Linked DNA regions of Homo sapiens: region 2 is linked to region 1. A link is a loop called in an ENCODE intact Hi-C map of the cell type or tissue named here. Cell type or tissue: Caco-2. All regions are shown on one strand. Links, peaks and the distances in the headings refer to the core of each region. The heading gives the core; the rest is flanking DNA.

Evidence for each region. A loop is a pair of places that touch in the nucleus more often than their neighbours do. Peaks named below come from ENCODE experiments on the same cell type or tissue, not always from the same donor. Only the 100,000 strongest peaks of a DNase experiment are listed, where the experiment ranks them.
Region 2: it touches region 1 in a loop (5-fold over the local background); 1 of 110 quality-filtered maps calls a loop at or near these places.

What each region holds. Positions count from the first base shown.
Region 1 is chr6:134,374,419-134,385,504 of GRCh38, reverse strand. No RefSeq gene overlaps it. Among named protein-coding and RNA genes, the nearest start is that of LINC01010, 58 kb to the left of the region's middle. RefSeq lists a silencer at 4,953-5,012. In Caco-2, for the core only: no CTCF peak of the experiment used is centred there; a DNase peak (open chromatin) is centred at 6,274.
Region 2 is chr6:134,193,304-134,204,389 of GRCh38, reverse strand. All of the region lies in intron 3 of SGK1 (serum/glucocorticoid regulated kinase 1), which reads left to right. Among named protein-coding and RNA genes, the nearest start is that of SGK1, 120 kb to the left of the region's middle. In Caco-2, for the core only: no CTCF peak of the experiment used is centred there; DNase peaks (open chromatin) are centred at 4,269 and 6,215.

The DNA of each region.
Region 1 (11,086 bases), core at 4,065-9,064:
GCCAAAAATCAGATTTTTATATGCAAATTTTCACTTCAACAAATCCAATTTTTGGTTGCTGTTTAAACCCTGTGAGAGCCAAACCCAAACAAATCTATGGGCCAGAGGTAGGTGGTTGGAGGAAGACAGAGACAGGCACATGATATTTTGCATTTGGTTAAAGTGACTCTACTTTTGAATTAATTTTTACTTCTAGCCTATTGAAATCAATCAGAACTGACTGAGTATAATGTTTACCAGTGCCTCACCTAGTCTGTGCTTGGCAACAGCTTCATCCTTAAGATGAAGATGAGATGTGGGCAATAACAGCCTAGTCTTATTCTAGATACTCTTAGTCCTCATACACATAAACTTACAAGCATAGCCCAAAACACTCAGAAGCATCTGGAAAGCGCAGTTCCTATGTCTGCATCACCTGTTGGAGTATTGTTTTTCCTGGACTTTTTTTCAGAAAATAGCTTCGATGTAACATAGAGATTCAAGAGGACTAGTGAATATATCTGCTTCTGACCAAAGTCTCTTTGGGCAGTGCAGTGTCTGATTTTGATTCTGATAATGCAGCAATTTCTCAAGTATGGCAGAGCATGTAAAAGGCTCTAGATATTTAAGCTTGAAATGCCAAAAAGAAATACATGAAACTAGCCTGGGTTGAATAGTATATGGGAAGAGAAAATTAGTGGGCACACCAGCAATATATTACTTTTTTAGAGACAGGTCTTTCTGTGTTGCTCAGGTTAGATGCAGTGGCTATTCAGAGGCACAATCATGGGAAGAAGATCTTTTTCCTCAAGTCAGGTTAGTTAAAGCCACTCTCAGTAGAAACACTGTGGTCCCAAAAAAGGCACTGATGTCAGAGAGTAAATAGGGTCCTTGGAAGGATAATGACACTCCTGACCTAAGCCTTCATTGGCTGTTGTGGAAACCGTCAATATTACTGCTGATTATATTTTATTATTTTATTTTATTTTTGAGACAGAGTCTAGCTCTGTTGCCTAGGCTGGAGTTCAGCAACACTAACTTGGCTCACTGTAACATCTGCCTCCTGGGTTCAAGCAATCCTCACACATCAGCCTCCTGAGTAGCTGGGATTACAGGTGTGCACCACCATGCCCAGCTAATTTTCTGCATTTTTATAGAGATGGGGTTTCACTACGTTGGTTAGACTGGTCTCAAACTCCTGTGCTCAAATGATCCGCCCACCTTGGCCTCCCAAAGTGCTGGGTTTACAGGTGTGAGCCACTGCACACGGTCTACTGCTGATTTTAAAAAGTAAACATTCACAGTAGAACTGTTCCATTATGACATGGCTGATTGATACTTATAGGTATCTACTCTAAGACCAAACAATTCTCTGTGTGTGTTTGCATTACTGGTTTTAAGTCATATTTTTCAAACTGCAGGTCACCACCTATTAGTGGGTCATAAATCAATTTTGTGAATTACAGCCATCACTTAAAAAAATAACATAGAGGAGTTTCTTTTTTTAAGTATCAGAGCACATTACACACACATAGTAAGAAAAAATATTTTTAGTGAAACTTTTATTCAGATACACACACATATATTCTGGATCACAATGAGAAACACATATTCCTTACTGTGGGTCATGGCGAAAGACATTTGAAAAACCCTGGATCATAAGGTAAATTGATATTCCTGTTCCTACTAAAAGCCAGTTGTAAAGGGGAGTTTTCAGTAGTTTTTTATCAAGAGCTAATCTATGCACTCTTTCAATTTGATCTACCCCAATGTTTATGTTTGTTAGGATCAGTGTTGTATTTTTGAAGATGAACACTTGGCAACATTCACTCAGAAAAATACACATATATTTAGTACATAATAACTGTATTTAGTGAAAGACAACTCCCAAATTAAAAAAAAAGAAAGCAAAATCAAAAATAAACTAACAAAATAAAATCAACTGGAAGAATAAATCCAACAAAGGAGATGAACCAGTGGCTTAAAAGAATCTATCATCAAATTTTACTTTCTCTATGTCAGTAACCCAGACCAGTGGCATAAATTCAAAGGCCTGACCTGCCATTTCTCCACCTGAGCAATGGTTTCTAAATAATATCCTGATGACAGTCAATTTGATTTTGAAAAAAACAAACCAAATACATATTCTGTTTAATAATCTTGTTCATCCACCCCAACCATTCCTTATCTAAATGACTCTTTAAAACACACACACACACATACGCATACACACACATATATACACACACACAGAGCCTACAGGTATACATAAATGATTAGGTAAAGCAAAGGGAAACTTGATATAGCCAATCCTCTCTGGGATCCAATTTATTTATCAGCCCACCAAGGTCATAATAGTTATCAAATATTCTGTTTGTTTGGTAATTAGAATACTATGTAGTTAATTAACAAAGCTACCATTAGAGGACATTTCTCACTGCTTTTCATGTTTATTGCATCACGACAGAATAAGAAGATGGTGATGGTACTGTTTCAAGAGTCCAGTTTGCTAAGGCGTACCTGAGATGAGCCTGATATTTATTTTTCTAATGTGGCATACCCACAGGCAATACAGTGTAGAGCTTAGGGCTGTAAGGGACCCACAGGTCATACAGCTTGAACTCTTCATCTTTCTGATGAGAAAAACATGTGGTAATGTCGGCTGGGTGCGGTGGCTCACACCTGCAATCCCAGCACTTTGGGAGGCTGAGGTGGGCAGATCACAAAGTTGGGAGTTCAAGGGCAGCCTATCCAACATGGTGAAGCCCCGTCTCTACTAAAGATACAAAAACTTAGCCAGGCGTGATGGTGGGCGCCTGTAATCCCAGCTACTTGGGAGGCTGAGGCAGGAGAATCACTTGAACCCGGGAGGCGGAGGTTGCAGTGAGCTGAAACAGCACCACTGCACTCCAGCCTGGGGCACAGGGCAAGACTCTGTCTCAAAGAAAAAAAAAAAAATTACGTGGTAAAGTGACCCGCTGCATCCATCAGTAGTGCATTTGCTGTTGCTCTGTAATAACACCCATGTTTGTGTGAGCCTGAACCCCTGTGTTCCATAGAGTCTGCAATTCTACTTTTTGGAGAGAGAGAATGGGCAAAATCTAAGCAGCTGGGACTGCCTTCCACCAGACCTGCTGTATCCAGCCTGCGGAACTGAGCAGCCATCTTGCTGCTTCATGCAGCACATGCTCTGTTGTACAAGCAAAACCGAATGCAGCGAGGCAGGTGAACCACATAGATGGTCTCTGATACACTTCACTTTCTACATTAATCCAAGGACAGTCTGAATCTCCACTCCTGCATCTTAAAGATAAGCTATATAAGTACTGTGTGTGCCTAAATAGGCACGTGCATTCTTTTATACATGAAACATTTATGATGTACTGTGCACGCGCTATGCACCAGGCACAGTGCCAGACCCTTCAGAGAGAACAATAGCAGTGAAAAACAGTAGAATGTTATAAGTGACACCCTTAAGGTACACACATACCATAGTAACTTAAGGGTGTTAGTACAGTATAAAATAGTATAAAATACTGTTTCATGATTTTAGTATTTTAGCATTTAGGATTTTAGTATAAAAATTTATAAAATACATAATATAAACAGTATAAATATTGTAGAGTATAATCATACATACATAAAATTAAATTATACTTATTGTATCCATGTACGTAGGTCTTGAAGTAGGATTCAAAGACTTCAGAGTCACACCAAAATTATTGCCAGCCACCTGAACTTTCACCAGCTAGCCCATATTTTCCAGTTGCAAAAAAAAAAAAAAAAAAAAAAAAAAAAAGTGTCACTAGAAGCAACTTGGAAGAATTTAGAAATCTAAACCGGGCTTTGTGCCCCAGTTTTACTGTCTACTAGCTGAGTGACCTTGGGTACATTCCTCAATCTCCCTGATCAGCAATTGCTCTTCTCTTAAGCAAGCAGTAGATGGTATCTACCTTATATGCTTGTCAAGAAGACTAAGAGGATGCTTGAGTGCAGAATGGCAGCGTAGCTAAAAAGCAGGTTACTTCATCTCTCTGTGCTTCACTGCCTTTCTTGTAAAATTAGGATAATAGTAGAATCCATGTCATCCAATTGCTGTGCAAATTAAATGAGATAATGACACATCTAATGCCAAATAAATTGTAGTCATTATACGAAAGTGTTATGTTAACTATAAAATGCTAGATAAAAGTGAAATACTACTATTAAAGTTGAGCTCAGTCAAAAGAAGAATAGGAACAAAAATCATTCCAAGGTGCTACATATCCATGTGGTGCCTCAAATCTCAAGTTTTCAGGCTCAGCACTCTTTTGGAGGTTTAAATACAGTAGCTGCTTTTGCTACGGTTGTAATGTCATACAGCTCCCTGCTGAAGGTATCTTCCTTTTTGTAGTCTCTCCCCTCATCTTCTCTATTTCTTTCTAAATCACTTCTCAAAGCATAATTCTTTAAGGCTCAGTGTAACTATTTATGTTAGTCCTGTGCATATACAGAAAGAGCAGGTGAGGTAATGACAAGGCTGTCCATCTTAGAAGATGGATGATGTTTATTCTTCCTATTCTTTAAAGCAGTAAATTTTTCATCTTTAAAATGTTGCATCCTCAAAATGAGTTAGGGCAGCATGAGAATAACTTGGAAACTGAAAGCTTATCTGGGTAGAAGGGATGCAATTACCTACAGAATTTCAAATTATAAAAAGAAGGCTCCATATATTTTTCTTGGATTTTTGTTTGTTTGTTTATCTCTGAGCGCTGGAGAATTCCTGCTTTAGTGAGGATTGAAAATTGAGTGTTAGGCTATCTTTAGACTCATTTGAAAAAAATTGTTCAATTTAGGTAAATAATTCATTGGCAGCTGGACATAGTGGCTCACGCCTGTAATCCTAGCACTTTGGAAGGCTGAGGCGGGCAGATTGCTTGAGGCCAAGAGTTCAAGTCCAGCCTGGCAACATTGCGAAACCTCGTCTCCACAGAAAATACAAAAAAATTAGCCTGGTGTTGTGGTGAACGCCCACAGTCCCAGCTACAGAGGCGCTGAGGTGGGAGGATCATCTGAGCCCAGGAAGTTGATGCTGCAGTGAGCTGAGATCATGCCACTGCACTCCAGCCTAGGCGTCAGAGTGAGAGCCTGGCTCAAATAAATAAATAAATAAATAATAATCCATTGGCTATTTTATTTGATTTTACCCATTCAAATAAACATTTAAAAAATAACCAGTTTTTTTTTTTTTTTTTTTTTTGCCAGAATTCATTTTGTTCCTGTTTATACAATAGTTTGTATATGTAGACAAAACTTAATACCTTGTTTGGTAGAAGAAAATGGGCATAACTAGAACATCAGCATTCCTCAATTCCAAACTTGTTCAGTCAATAGTAAGCAAGAGTGTATGAAGATGCACAGGTATTTAGCTTAAACTTTCATAAAGAAAAAGACTACCCATGCTTTTAAATTACTGGCCTTATGATTTTTGAAATACAAGAAGAAAAAAAAAAACAAAAAAGAAGAAGAGAAGGAGGAGGAGAAGAAGGAAGAAGGAAAAGGTTATTTCAAAGCATGGAAAGAAGCAAATGAGAGTCAGGTAAAAATTTCAACTTCAGTAATCCTAATATGCACTTCTGTGCCTGTTGCATAGTTGGAAGACAATTACTTTGGCTTTCACACTTTCCAGTGAAAAGGGCTATTCTGACTTAGCCGTCCTGGAAACACCTGCATCTGTTGTGTAATATTAATGAACTTGAATTTGGAGTGCTAGCACTGTACCTCTCTCTATGAATAATAGGGCACACATAAATGATTAAAACAAGGGAAACAGAAACCTCCCCAGGATCAAATTCATTTATCAGCCCACCAAGGTCACTGACCTCAATAACCCAGGGCCTAGCTACTAAAATGATTAATTGATCTATTCTTTCATTTCACTTATTTAATTTGAAGAGGGCTGAAGTGAAAATATTTTCAATGAATTGACCTGTAAGCAATTGTATTTAGCTTGCTGCATCATCCAAAACACATATTAGTGGCAGTGAGAAGCATGAATACATGCTATTAAACAGATAAAGGTGAACAAAGAAACCACAGTGAGACAGGAGAATAGGGTGTGGAGGCCGGGAAACTAAGGCCGATTTGTGCTGACTTCCTATAACTGAATCAAAAGGAAAACCCCACCTCTACACACTGAAGTAACAAAAGGATCAGAGGCTACTCCCTTTGCACTGTGTGGCAGATGATAAATGGAAAGTACCTCTGATCGGCCCCCTCGCATAACCAGTCAGACTGGTTGTGGGCCTAGTCTTCATTTGCCTAAGAGTGTAACTTTGTTACTTCACTTCAGCCTCTGATTGGTCGCCTTCTGCAACCAATCAGACTGGTTGTGGGCCATTCCTTCATTCACATGGGGTGTGACCAAGTAACCAATGGGGAAATTCTAGAGGGTATTTTTAAACCCCAGAAAATTCTGTAACAAGCGCTCATCAGCTGCTTGCTTCTGTGGCTCCCTCTCTGTGGAATGTACTTTTGTTTCAATAAATCTGTGCTTTCGCTGCTTCATTCTTTCATTTCTTTGTGCGTTTTGTCCAATTATTTGTTCAAAATGTCAAGAGCCTGGAAGACTTGTAGTCAAGACCCTCCATCAGTAACAATAGATTTTCTTATGCATCTTCCTGTTACTTAACTTGTTATCCCTGGTTTAGAACTCTCCTTATAATTCTCCATACTATTATAACCTCAAAAGGTGTACTGATAAATGAATTGAAAGAATATCCTGGCAGATATAGAGATTAAATTGGATTTCTATAAAGAAAATATTTAAGAAATTTTAAAAATGTGTTTATATTTACAGTCATTGTGGGGTGGAGGGTGGGGGTAGGGAACTTGAGCAGAAGGTCATTTTGTTTTTGTATACAGCTGACAACTTTCATCAGATATTGGTATGGCAAAGATAAGCCTGGAATTCTGTTTAGAGTAACGGTATAAAAACCTGCAGTGATCACAAAGTCATAAAATTAGGAGCATGTAGGCTTATGGTTAAGGAGAAGACATGATTAAGATAAGCTTTAGAGAAGAGGCTATGAGGAGGAAGCAAATTTACTTAATTTTTAAAATTTCATAAATAAGTAAATTGATAAATAAACAAATAAAAAAGGTGTCCTTCACTTTAGTCAACCAGTATGCTCAAAAGGACTTTCAAATTCAATTTTCTTTTTGACATTTGAGACATTCCTATTTCATGGAAAAACCTTGAATTATCATCCCATATATTCAAATATTTTTTATCAAGTTGAGTTTTATTTTGGGTTTTCTTCAAGTGAGGAACCCCTAATACAAGTTATATTTTACATTATAAATGTTTGTATATTCTAGTTTAATTTGCAGTGAACATTTGCCCTAAATGAGAACTTAAAATGTATACTAAATGTAGCATTAAAAACAGTTGTTTGCATTTTATGTCACAGCCCATCCTTGACAAAGACACCTGCATGAAAAGCAGCAAATTTGGATAGCAATACCAGTAACCAGCTATAAAGTTCTGTAAGTTAGTTCCTTTTGTGAATTCTCTGATTGATTGATTGATTTTGAGACAGAGTCTCGCTCTGTAGCCCAGGCTGGAGTGCAGTGGGGCAATCTCAGCTCACTGCAACCTCCGCCTCCCAGGTTCAAGTGATTCTCCTGCCTCAGCCTCCCAAGTAGCTGGGATTACAGGGGTACACCACCATGCCTGGCTAATTTTTGTATTTTTTAGTAGAGACAGGGTTTCCCCATGTTGGTCAAGCTGGTCTCGAACTCTTGACCTCAGGTCATCCACCCGCCTCTGCCTCCCAAAATTTTGGGATTATAGGCGTGAGCCACTGTGCCCAGCCCCCTCATTTATATTAGAAAATTATATCACAGGCTGAGTGTGGTGGCTCACACCTGTAATCCCAGCACTTTGGGAGGCCAAGGCGGGTGGATCACAAGGTCAAGAGATCGAGACCATCCTGGCCAACATGGTGAAACCCCTTCTCTACTAAAAATATAAAAAGTAGCCGGGTGTGGTAGCACGTGCCTGTAATCTCAGCTACTCAGGAGGCTGAGGCAGGAGAATCACTTGAACCCAGGAGGGGAGGTTGCAGTGAGCCAGGATTACGCCACTGCACTCCAGCCTGGCAACAGAGTAAGTAGTGTAGGTACATAAAATTAGTAATTACCAACAAATTATATAATTTTCAAAAAATAAGAATATGCATGGCATATTATAGAAGTGTTGAGAAAAATACAATAATAAGGCATTTTAGGACAAAATGAAAATATGGTTAATTTAGATTTTTAGATCTAATAAAACAAAGGCAGATGGTAGGGTATGATTCCAAAAATTGCTTCTCTTTCAAGTAGTTACACCTGTGGATACAATGTCTATCACCATAACTTCGACTCCTGAGCAAAATGAGAGTGATCATAAGTGGAATCCCTAGTAGGTATATCAATCAGGGCCCCAACAGGAAGCAAGTGGCATACTCCAGGAGGGTTGAGTAAAGGGACTGTTGATAGGGTATAGGCAGATGTGGGAAAACCACAAAGAAGAGTGACATGCTGGGGCTAGTCACAGCAGATGTTACAACCCTGAGGTGTAAAGGAGCAAGAGGAGAGAGTGTGGAAAGGGTCACCTTGAGAGGAGTTATGGTCTTTGCTCGCAATCATGCAGCCAGCCCAAGCCAACTCTGTAGGCAGGAAGCAGGGGAATGTGGGACCAGACCGCACTGTGATCTTCCTTCTGACCTCCTGCAGGGGCTCTCCATTGGACAAAGCCAACCAGAAACCAGAGGGCAAGTGAGATTGTTAAAGTAATTACACAAGTCTGCCTCCAAGACAGACAACTTTGGTCCAGAAGGCAGCAAAGAGGCAAGGGCGGAAGGGCGGAAATGGAAGCTATTTGGCACCATGAACACGGCATGTACTGGTCCATATAATGTCTTTTATCCCACTTTTACTGCTAATTATCACATTAAAAAAAAACCTTGCCCTGGCATAGTGGCTCATGCCTGTATTACCAGCATTTTGCAGGGCTAAGGGAGAAGGACTGCTTGAAGCCAGGAGTTTGAGACCATCCTGGGCAACATAGCGAGACTTTCCATCATCATAGAAAATTGTCCACTTTAATTTGCTTCAGATAAAATGAAGCCTAATAATAATAATAATAAGTCAAACTTCCTCAAAAACATTGCAATGAAGAATTCTTTGGGCACATTCTGATCACGTTTGGAAATAAAGAAAAATACTTATGAAGATAATTAATTCATTGCCTTTTGGATGTGACTACAGGCAGAGAAGACAACATAGCATAGAGAAGGAGCATGGACAAGAGAAGCTTTCGAAATGCATTTGAAGGACTTGAATTAAATATCATTTGGGAAGGAAAAGAAGTTGTTTGATTTGGTTTTGCAATTGGACTGAATGGATGGAAGAAACCCTCATCATATGTGATAGGTAATGCTACCAATGTTACCTGCAATAGGACAGCTTCACTACTTCCTGATCCTGAAACACAACAGAAATCTGATCCTAGCTTTGTAAATATCTTTACCACAAGTAGGTTACCATTCATAGACACCAACACTCAGTGCCAGGCACCATCCTAGGAGCCATGGATACCATAACCAATAAGATAGACACTGTCAAAGCCTTGGTATAAGGTTTGTTCAGACAAATCCTATGCAGAAATTCACTATATTTACATAAAAGATAGAAAGTGAATAATGACAGGCTGGGCGCGGTGGTTCATGCCTGTAATTCCAGCACTTTGGGAGGCTGAGGTGGGCAGATCACCTGAGGTCAGGAGTTTGAGACCAGCCTGACCAACATGGAGAAACCCCATCTCTACTAAAAATACAAAATTAGCTTGGCGTGGTGGCACATGCCTGTAATCCTAGCTACTCAGGAGGCTGAGGCAGGAGAATCGCTTGAACCCGGGAGACAGAGTTTGCGATGAGCCGAGATTGCACCATTGCACTCCAGCATGGGCAACAAGAGTGAAACTCTGTCTCAAAAAAAAAAAAGGAAGAAAGAAAGAAAGTGAATAATGATAAAAGTCTAGCAAGTAGAGCTGCTATGGTTTCATTAGTTGCATGGAGCCTGGAGCCCTCTTGGCTTCCCCATTCCTTCTGCCCTTTAGACCTAGCACAGTAGTACGAAATCACTGTCATGAGCTTCCCGTGATATATCATCCTCAGGGTTGTGGGATCTCAGTGTCTCCTGGAAGGACTAGGCTCAAATAATCTCAGAAAAATGTTTGCCTATAATTCTCATTTAAAGCTTTTAGAGAATTATTTATGTCACTAAGCTTTGGAATACTTTAGCTTTATCATTCATCCATTCAATCATTGAGTGCCTTCTATATGTAAACACTAAGAACATAGTGGTGAAAAAGACAAGAGTCCCTGCCCTTTTGGAATGTCCATGCTGGCCGGGAATATAGACTTTAGACATGTAATAACACAATTAGTTATTTAATTGTTGTTGTGACAAGTGCTATGAAGGGAAAGTACAGGATTTTTTGTGGGGCTGTGAAAGTTTTTGTGAGGAGGTGGCATTTGTGCTTTATTGGTTGATCAGTAGACATTAATTAGTCCAGAGATTGCAAACTCAAATTCCTTTAAGAGATCAGGCAGGTAACACAAATGTGTGCATCTGGCAGGGGTAAGACAACAAGAAATATTAGAACTGAAGGCCCACTGGAGGAAGTCTACTGGCCTTAAGGCATTCAAATTCAAACTTCAGTCATCTCTTGGCTGGCCAAAGAAAAGAAGTGTGCAGCCAAAGACAGCAGAAGGGCTGGCAGTCTGCTGCGATGATTCAGGCAGGAGGACAGCAGGAGCAATGGCCCTGAGGCAGGAAGAAGCCCATCTGTTTCGATGAACTAAGAGAGCAACTGCAGGTGAAGTCTGGAGCCCTCAGGAGCAAGAGTGGTTTCCCCAGGCAGGTGAGGGGAGGACCATGTCACTCAAGGCCTCCAGGGCAGGTGAGGGCTTTGGTCTTTATCTCAAGTCCCCTCGGATGCACTGAAGGGTTTTAAGCAGAAAAGTGAATTAATTGGACTGGCATTTTTGAAAGCTCACTGAGCAGCAATGTTGGAAAA
Region 2 (11,086 bases), core at 2,336-7,335, 180 kb after region 1:
TTTTCCTTCATCAGTAGTGTTACAAAGAATGGAGTGTCCCTCCTACAAGAGCTCATCTCATGAAGATCCTTCCCAGTCACCAACTTAACCAACTCATAAAGTAGGATCTATGTCTAGAGTAATTATTTATTTATTTATTTATTTATTTATTTATTTATTTATTTATTTTTTGCCTAGTTGGTCAGTCCATTACTAAGAGTGTTTTAAAATCTCCACCTCTAGTGGTAGAATTGTCTTTTGGTTCTTTTAATTCAGTCAATTTTTGCTTTATGTATTTTGAACCTCTGTTATTAGGCACATATACTTTTTTTTTTTTTTCTGAGGTGGAGTTTTGCTCTTGTTGCCCAGGCTGGAGTGCAATGGCATGATCTCGGCTCGGCTCACTGCAACCTCTGCCTCCTGGGTTCAAGCAATTCTCCTGCCTCAGCCTCCTGAGTAACTGGGATTACAGGCACATGCCATCACTCCCAGCTAATTCTTGTATTTTTAGTAGAGACGGGGTTTTGCCACGTTGTTCAGGCTGGTCTCTAACTCCTGACCTCAGGTGATCCACCCACCTCAGCCTCCCAAAGTGCTGGGATTACAGGCATGAGCCACCGTGCCCAACCACACACACATCTTTATGATTATTATTATTTCCTAATGAACTGATCATTTTATCATTAGGAAATTTCCTTCTTTATCTCTGGTAAAAGTCTTTGTTTTAAGTCTATTTCTTCTGATAGATACAGCCAGTCCAATCTTCTAAAGCCTACTTTTCACATGGCATATTTTTCTTTCCATTTTCTTTCAACCTGTGTCTTATAGTTAAGGTGCTTATCTTATAGACATCATGTGGTTAGATTTTCCTCTTAAAATCCTATCTAATGATCTCTGTTTTTTTTACTTGTGATGTTTAGCCCCTTTATACTTAATGTAATGACACAGTTAGATTTAACTTTACTGTTTTGCTATTTGTTTTCTATATGTCCCTTCTCTTCTTTGTTTGCTTATTCTTCCTTTCCTGACTTCTCTAGGATTATTTGAATAGGTTTTAGAATTTAATATTAATTTACCTGTTGACTTTCTAGTTATCCTCTTTGCATCACATTTTCAGTGGTGCTCTGAAGATTACAATAAATGACTTTATTTTTATTTTTATTTTTTTGAGACAGAGTCTCACTCTGTTGCCCAGGCTGGGGTGCAGTGGCACAATCTTGGCTCTCTGTGACCTCCACCTTCTGGGTTCAAGTAATTCTCCTGTCTCAGCCTCCCAGGTAGTGGGATTACAGGCACGTGCCACCACGCCTGGCTAATTTTTGTATTTTTAGTAGAGACGGGGTTTCAGTATGTTGGCCAGGCTGGCCTCGATCTCTTGACCTCAAGTGATCTGCCCACCTCGGCCTCCCAAAGAGCTGGCATTACAGGCATGAGCCACTGTACCCAGCTGAGAATAAATGACTTTAAATTTTCATAGACCATCGTCAAAATTTGCAAACAATGTAGGTGCATCTACCCCACTCTACCCTCATCTTTTATATTATAGCTGTCATATGTATTATCTATATATGTACTAAACCCTACAGTACAGTGCATTTTTTAAAAAATAAGGGGAAAATTATCTTTTGTTTTTATCCAGATATTTGCCATTTCTGATGTTCTTCATTTCTTCCTGAAAATCTGTTTCTCTCTGGTATCATTTCCCTTTAGCCTGGAAATTTTCCTTTAGGATTTCTTTTTTTTCATGTTTTTATTATTTTTTTGAGATAGAATCTTGCTCTGCCACCCAGGCTGCAGTGCAGTGGCGAGACCTCAGCTCACTGCAACTTCCACCTCCCGGGTATAAGCAATTCTCCTGTCTCCTGTCTCAGCCTCCCAAGTAGCTGGGATTACAGGTGCATGCCACCATGCCTGGCTAATTGTATTTTTAATAGAGACAGGGTTTCACCATGTTGGCCAGGCTGGTCTTGAACTCCTGACCTCAAGTGATCCACTCACCTCAGCCTCCCAAAGTGCTGGGATTACAGGAGTGAGCCACCGCGCCTGGCCAGGATTTCTTATAAGTCTTCTGGCAGTGAAATATCTTAGTTTTCTTTTATCTACATGATATGTCTTTATAAATGGAAATACCTTTATTTCATTCTTGAAGGATATTTTTGCTAGATATGGAATTCTGCGTGGCTACTTTGTTTTTCTTTCTTTCATAACTTTAAAGATATTGGTTCTTGTCTTCTGGCCTGTAGAGTTTCTGATGAGAAGTCAACAATGTTTACATTATTGCTATGCTGAATGTAACGTGTAGTCTTTTACTGGCTGCTGTAATTTTATTTTTATTTTTATTTTTATTTTTTATCAGTTTGACTATGATGTGCCTAGAGTAGAATCTATATTCTTTAAGATGTAGATCTCTCAGGTTTAGGAAGTTAAATATTCTTCTAGTTCGCTAGTAGTTTTCTCACAGTTTGAAACTAGGTGACGCAATTGTTTCTCCCGTGGTTTCTACACTGCAGCATGCCCTTTCTTCTCCAGCACATCAGCACTTGGAAACTCTTTCTAACTGCCTTGAATTCTGATAAGTGCAAACACAAGCTTGAGCAGCTCCATAGCCATCCATCCACAACACCAAATCTTATGAGCCTGTAAATGGATTCTTTACAAAGGCCATGTTCTAGTCATGGTTGCAGTACGAGTTTTATTACTGTAACTTTTACAAATTCCTGAAATGATTTTAATAATACAAGAAATAATAGGTCGGGTGTGGTGGCTCACACCTGTAATCCCAGCACTTTGGGAGGCTGAGGCAGGTGGATCACCTGAGATCAGGAGTTCAAGACCAGCCTGGCCAACATGGTGAAACCCCGTCTCTACTAAAAATACAAAAATTAGCTAGGCCTGGTGGTGTCTGCCTGTAATCCCAGCTACTCAGGAGGCTGAGGCAGAAGAATTGCTTGAACCCAGGAGGCAGAGGTTGCAATGAGCCGAGATTGGGCCACTGTACTCCAGCCTGGGCAACAGAGCGAGACTCTATCTCCAAAAAAGAAAAAGAAATAAGGCTGGGTGTGGTGGCTCACGCCTGTAATCCCAGCACCTTGGGAGGCCGAGACGGGCGGATCATGAGGTCAGGAGATGGAGACCATCCTGGCTAACACGGTGAAACCCTGTCTCTACTAAAAATACAAAAAATTAGCTGGGCATGGTGACGGGCACCTGTAGTCCCAGTTATGCAGGAGGCTGAGGCAGGAGAATGGCGTGAACCCAGGAGGCAGAGGTTGCAGTGAGCTGAGATCGCGCCACTGCACTCCAGCCTGGGGGACAGAGTGAGACTCCATCTCAAAAAAAAAAAAAGAAGAAAAGAAAAAGAAATAATACAAAAAATGACAATGTTTTTGTCATTTTTTATGGAAAATATATTCCAGTGAATGGAGTATTTTCATTCAAAATCAGTCATCATCAGAGAGTATTTTATTTATTTAATGTAGTGTGTAATCTGTTTTTTGTTTTGTTTTTGAGACAAGGTCTCACTCTGTCACCCAGGCTGGAGTGCAGTGGCATGATCTCAGCTCACTGTAGCCTCAGCCTACTGGGCTCAAGCGATCCTCCTGCCTCAGCCCCACAAGAAGCTGGGACTATAAGCACATGCCACCACACCCAGCTAATTTCTTGTATTCTTGTAGAGACGGGGTTTCTCCATGTTGCCCAGGCTGGTCTTGAACTCCTGAGCCCAAGTGATCCACCTGCCTTGGCCTCCCAAAGTGCTTGGATTACAGGTGTGAGCCAGCATCTGGCCTGATACACAGTTTAAATAGAGTTAAATATTAGGGGTAGTTAGTCCACATTGCTTGATAGAAATAGAAGTTAAATAAAAACATGATTTTGTGAAGAATTAAGGAATTATTCAAGGTAGTTTCATTACGTGAAATCTGGTAGAATTGCCTAGATTTTGACATTCACTCTTTTTGTGTGAGTGCCAGACGACAGGACTAGCGTGCTCAGTTGCTATGTGTAGATAGATACTGGTATACAGTTGGAAAAACAAAAGTCATTTTTTAAGTCTTTCTTTTTTATCATTATAACATAAAAGTGGCATATGCTCATCATAGGGAAAAAATGAAAAATAGAGAAAGGAAGAAAATTGATCACCCGTCATCTTACTGCTCACACTTTTGTTCACAGGGCTTAGAATTTCTCATGCATTCCCAGCATTTGTTCAGACAGTAAGCAAACAGGCTGCACAAGTTTAGGTTCTTTCCTGTTATCTTTGTTTTTAGCCTTTGAAACCTGAGTTGTTTGTTTTTGTACACCTTTGTTTTTCAATCGCTGGTCCTGCAGTGGCCTATAATTTCCTCTTGAATGAGAATTTCAAGGTAGAATGAGTTTCTTCATACTTTCAAAATGTGTGTTTTTCCCCAGTACTATTATTGGCAACACAGATAATGTTCTTTGCTTAGAGAAAACCAGATAATGAAGTGGTTAAACAACAAGATTGATTTGCAAGCCATTATTTTAGCTAGACACTGGTTTTGCCAGGTAAGAAACATAATTCTTTGATGTTCCCCTGGCCTTTTACTTGATGTCCCTTTTTAACAAGACAATTCTACCACTGGGGTTTTTTAAATGTCTAGATTTCTTTCAAACAAAAATTAAAGAGCAAGAATCATTACTGTATAAATTTTTCCCAGAGGAGAAAATTTAATTTTTCCTTATATTTCCAGGATTATGCGTTGTTCATATATATATATATTTTTTTCTACATTTATTTTTCTTTCTTTTTTTAACTTTTGTTTTAGGTTTGGTGGTACATTTGAAGGTTTGTACATAAGTAAACTCTCTTTCTTTTTTTTTTTTTTTTTTTGAGAGAGAGTCTTGCCCTGTCGCCCAGTCTGGAGTGCAGTGACGCAATCTCAGCTCACTGCAACCTCCGCCTTTCAGGTTCAAGCCATTCTTCTGTCTCAGCCTCCTGAGTAGCTGGGATTACAGGCACCCGCCACCACGCCTGGCTAATTTTTGTATTTTTAGTAGAGATCCGGTTTCACCATGTTGGCCAGACTGGCCTAGAACTCCTGAGCTCAAGTGATCTGCCTGCCTTGGCCTCCCAAAGTGCTGAGATTACAGGCGTGAGCCACCATGCCGGGCCAGCATAGGTAAGCTCTTGTCACAGGGGTTTGTTGTGCAGACTGTTTCATCACCCAGGTATTAAGTCCATTATCCAATAGTTATCTTTTCTGCTCCTCTTCACCCTCCCATCCTCTATCATCAAGTAAACCATAGTGTCTGTTGTTTCCGTCTTTGTGTTTCTAAGTTCTCATCATTTAGCTCCTATATGTTTTCTCATAGTTCATCACATTAAAAAAATCAGCTCAAGCTGGGTGTGGTGGCTTGCACGTATGGTCCCAGCTACTAAGGAAGATGAGGCAGAAGGATGGCTTGAGCCCAAGAGTTGGAGGCTGCGGTGAGCCATGATCATGCCATTGCACTCCAGCCTGGGTGACGGAGCGACACCTTGTCTTCAAAATAAGTAAATACAAGAATAAATAAATAAATAAAAATTAGCTCAAATTTCTGGGGACTTAGGAATCACTACTGGTAGCTCATGCCTATAATTCCAGCTACTCAGGAGGCTGAGGCAGGAGGATCACTTGAGGCCAGGAGTAAGACCCTGTTTTCAAAAAAAAAAAAAAAAAAAATAGAAAAAGAGAAAAAGAAGAAAAAAAATCACTATAAAGTGGTATATCCATATTTACTCAGGAGCAGTAATAGTTTATGTACCAAATGTAGAAATAAAATGATTCATAATTTGAAAACATATGGACTACAGAAATATTTTAGTATTTCAGAGAATATATAAAATGATATCATTGGATTAATACAAGCAGAGGAAGGACTTCAGTACATGAATTTTTTAAAGTAAAGAAAACAATTTCTAGATTTTTTCTCTTGAAAAGCAAAATACTCATATTTATAGCTAGAAAACAATTGCTTGTCTGCCGAAGTATGGCATTATCTAACAAAAGAGAAAAATGTGATAAAAGTTAAACATCATCTGCTTACACAAGAATTTTCCATCTGATACATGTTGGCCAGTATATTCATGGTAGACTTTGCCTCCTGATATTACAGATAAATTATCTAGTAAAAATCTGTGGACACATGAAAATCCTGTGGGTTGACTAACCTTGTTTACTCAGGTCATAACTACAAAGCGGTAGCTATCTCAGTAATAAAATCGTCTTACACACAGTGAAGAATTCCAAAGTCTCATAGTGTCATCAGTGGGAGCAGAGATGAAGCTAGGATTTGAAAAGAACAAGGACACAGTCATAAGAACCTAAATTATCCTTTGGCCTATATCTTGTATACCCTCCACCTCATTAAACAAAAATTCTGTGCAAAGATTGGCTTCCCTAGAGGCCACTTATGTTTCTTGTGGATGTTCACCCATAAATTTGGTCCCCCTGTTAACTGACATTTGGACTATTTTTGCTATTTTATTTTATTTTATTTTATTTTATATTTTATTTTATTTTATTTTATATTTTATTTTATTTTAATTTAATTTTATTTTATTTTATTTTATTTTATTCTTTGAGATGGAGTCTTGCTTTGTCGCCCAGGCAGTGCTCTCAGTGGCGCGATCTCAGTTCACTGCAACCTCCACCTCCCGGGTTCAAGTGATTCTCCTGCCTCTGCCTCCCAAGTAGCTGATATTACGGGCATCCGCCACCATGCCTGGCTAATTTTTGTATTTTTAGTAGAGATTAAGTTTCACCATGTTGGCCAGGCTGGTCTCAAACTCCTGACCTCAAGTGATCCACTGGCTTCAGCCTCCCAAAGTGCTGGGATTACAGGTGTGAACCACCACGCCCGGCCTACTTTTGCTTTTTATGTGTTGAAGCTTGATAAATAATGACCTCAACATAACAATAGCTGCTGATATTCTTGACCTATTAACTGAACTACAGATGGCTGGTCATAACTTTTTATGCCATCAAATGAAGGGCCCCCTTAAGACAATAAAAACATAACACCTTTGGGTAGACAGAAATGAGAAAAAAAATGTACAGACAAGTAGTACCACATCTCAAGTTAGAGTCTCCAACTTGCCAGCTATCTTCCACTACTCCCCAAAATAATTTCCTGTACATTAGGGTTTTTGTTGCTGTTGCTGTTGTTGGTTGTTTGAGACAGGGTCTTATTTTGTCACCCAGGCTGGAGTGCGGTAGTGCGATCACGGCTTACTGTGGCCTTGACCTCCCAGGTTCAAGCGATCCTCTTATCTCAGCCCCCCAAGTAGCTGGGACTACAGGCATAAGCTACCACGCCCAGCTAATTTTTTTGTTTTTTGTAGAGATGGGGTTTCACCATGTTGTCCAGGCTGGTCCCAAACTCCTAAGCTCAAGTGATCTGTCCGCCTCAGCCTCCTGAAGTGCTGGGATTATAGGCGTGAGTCACTGCACCCAGCCTTATACATTCAGTTTTTAACAAACTTTCTTGTCCATGGTATATGCACAATCAAATGTGTTGAAAAAATGAATACAATTAACACTGCCCAAAATTAAGGTAGATAGAGATTCATTCTGAAAGTCTTTTTGAAGACTTAATCCATCAGAAAGAGACCCACTCACTCTGTCACTCATACGTGGTTTTTGGCATCCCGTACTTCAACTCGAAGTTTTAAAAATCAATTTCTCTATCTTAGAACAGGTAACCACAATCATTCTCAGCTTCCTGAACCACATCTCTTTTAGTCAACTGACCTCACATCAGAGTTGGCCAGCAGGCCATGCACAGAGCAGCAGGAAACTGCCCGGTAGTGTACAATCTGTTGTGGTTGTGTCGTGAATTCTTGAGTCAGGCCTTCTGAGTTTGCCACAGATTTCAATGCTTACTACCTGTGTGACTTTGGGCAAATTATTATTATTTTATTATTATTATTTTAATTTTTTTTAGGGTAAATTATTATTTTTTCTTTGTTTTCTTTGTTTGAGACAGAGTCTCACTCTGTTGCCCAGGCTGGACTTGAACTCCTGGGCTCAAGTGATCCTCTTGGCCAGGCACGGTGGCTCATACCTGTAATCCCAGCACTTTGGGAGGCCAAGGCAGGTAGCTCACTTGAGCTCAGGAGTTCAAGACCAGCCTGGATAACATAGTGAGACCCCATCTCTTTTTAAATTTAAAAAAAATAAGTGATCCTCCCGCCTCACCCTCCAGAGTAGCTGGGATTACAGTCACGTGCCTGGCTGGGCAAATTATTTAACCCTCTGTCCTTTCATTTCTTATACATGCAAAAATGAAATAGTAATAATAGATTATAGAATTTTGTGGGGATTAAAAAAGATAATGCAGTAAAGGTATTTATAACTGTGTTAACATATAATTAGTGGTCAATTTATGTTAGCTCTTTTTACCTGGAGAAAGAATTATGTCATTTACATGGGATTACATTTATCTAGGATTACACTTTCATGGGATTTACTAACTATGGTTTGAAAGAAGAATGCATTTTGTTTTATCATTACTGTTACTATTTTATACATTACTGGACCCCAAACTTGTTTTTTCTGCTGAACCATGAAGCTTATAATTTGCTGTATTCCATTATCTGGAGCCCCAGACACAAAACTGATAAGCTTCCTGGAAATAGACATATGGCTAGACTTAAAATCCTCAAATTGGAGCGAACCTTAGTTGCCTAGTCATTTAGATAAAATATTGCATTCTTAAGCTAAGATCTAGAAAGCAAAAAGCACTTTGTTTTGCATGACTTAAACCATCTACAATGGTTTAGATGGTTCCAAGTTCAAGGATGGGTTATTTATTCCAGTGAGTAGGGAAATGTTATTTCTAAACTCTCTGTGTAAAGATACTTAGAGTCATGCTCATCTAGCATCTGAGTTATGTTTGGCAGTGAAAAGTTTGTCAGATCCTATCCTCACAACTGTCCTAGTGCCAAATGTGTGAATGTGTGACTATAGGCTCAGTTTAGCTCAACACAGAGAGGCCCCTCACTCTGCCTTGGATTGTGTAAATGAAGGGTTTAGCTTTCTGAAGCTTTCCAATTGGAGCAAAATCTGTTTCTGCGTTTGTGGAACTTACAATTTTCTCTTTCTCTTTGTTCTGACCAAAATTGCTTGTTATTTCTGCTGTTTTACTAAAGGCTAAACTAACAGTGTTTCACAATAGCTCGTTTTTCTAATTCCTCAGGATTCTTTTAAAACTATTTTCAGGCAGTATTTTCATGTGCTTATTTTATCCAAATCATTTATGTCCAAGATCTTTCATTTCCATAGTCCTAAAAGGCATTTTATGATAGCTAAAATGATACCAGGAAATTTTCTCACTTAAAAAATACAAGGAAAATATGAAATGCAACTTCATATTTTAATAAATCTGCTCTCATTATTTTGAATCAAACTAATATGGCAGCAGATCAAAAAGTCTAGTGGATTTTAACTGTAGCAAAAGTTAAAATGTCCTAAATTTTATTAAGTTAGGCATGCTGAAATATTCAGCCTTTAATGGCTTGCTTTTTGCCCAAGAAGTTTATCTCATAATACAGGATACATAATACTGTGGAAAGAAAAACTTGTAGGCCGGGTGCAGTGGTTCACGCCTGTAATCCCAGCACTTTGGGAGGCCGAGGCGGGCGCATCACTTGAGGTAAGGACTTCAAGACCAGCCTGGCCGACATGGTGAAACCTCGTCTCTACCAAAAAGTATAAAAATTAGCCAGGTATGGTGGTGTGCGCCTGTAATCCCAGCTACTCAGGAGACTGAGGCAGGAGAATCACTTGAACCCGGGAGGCGGCGGAGGTTGCAGCGAGCCGAGATCGTGCCACTGCACTCCAGCCTGGGTAACGGAGCGAGACTCCGTCTCAAAAAAAAAAAAAAAAGAAAAACTTTTGACAAATTGAATTTAACAGCTTATTTGAGCAAAGAATGATTCTCCAATCAAGCAGCCCTCAGAACCAAAGGAGGCTCAGAGAGTTCCACTGGGCAAATAGGTGGACAGGGAGCATTTATAGACAGAACTGGAAGTGAGGTACACAAACAGCTTGACTGGTTAAAGCTCCAAATTTGCCTTATTTGGGCATCGTCTGATCAGTTGGCATCCTGTGATTGGCTGAAGCTCAGTTGCTGTGATTAGCTGAAGTTTGGTTGCTGTGATTGGCTGAGACTCAGCTAGTTGTAACAAAAATATATATAGCATGTCGTTATAACATTGATGAGAAAAAAAAAAAAAGATTTCCAGCTGGGGCCACAGTCTGTGTAAAGTTCACACTTTCTCTTCATGTCTTTGTAGGTTTTCTCCATGTAACTCCACTTTCCTCCCACATCCCAAAGATATGCATGTTGAGGTTCATTGGCGTGTTCACGTTGTCCCAGTCTGAGTGAGCATGAGTGTGGGTGTGAGTGTGAGTGTGCCTTGAGGATGGGACGGACTCCTGTCCAAGGTTGGTGTCACCTTGTTCCCTGAGCTGCCAGGATAAGCTTGGGTTGTCTACCACCTCAAGTGGAATCATTGGGTAAATAGTTATCTTAGTTTTTATTAATTTTTCCCCTCCCCTCCCCTCCCCTTCCCTCCCCTCTCCTCCCTTCTCCCCTCCCCTCTCCTCCCTTCTCCCCTCCCCTCTCCTCTCCTTTCTTTTCTTTTTTAACTGTTCCTTGCAGAGCAAGGCTAGCTTAGGCACTGTACCCAGAGTCAGCTATTAATCGCTCCAGCCAGGTGACTGAGTGAGAAGATCTCACTCAAAAAAAGAAAATCTAAAACAACAGCAACTTCAGTGTGCAGGAAGGAACATAAGAAAATAAAGAGAGAACAGAACAAAGAAGAAAAACAACAGCAACTCACTCTAAGTACTGTGGAAACAAACTGGAAGTGGGGCTAGAAAAAAAACAAAGGGAGAAGATCCCTGTAGTCCCAGCTACTTGGGAGGCTGAGATGAGATCACCTGGGCAAGACCGGGAATTTATTTCAATGTTCAGTATTTGAAGTGTTTTGGTCTTTATTTAGAAGTTATGTGATGTTTTTATGTCCATAAGTATGCAATAGGAAGTTAATTCCTCATTATATCAATTAGCTTATGGTGAAATTGGTTTCCTTATACTT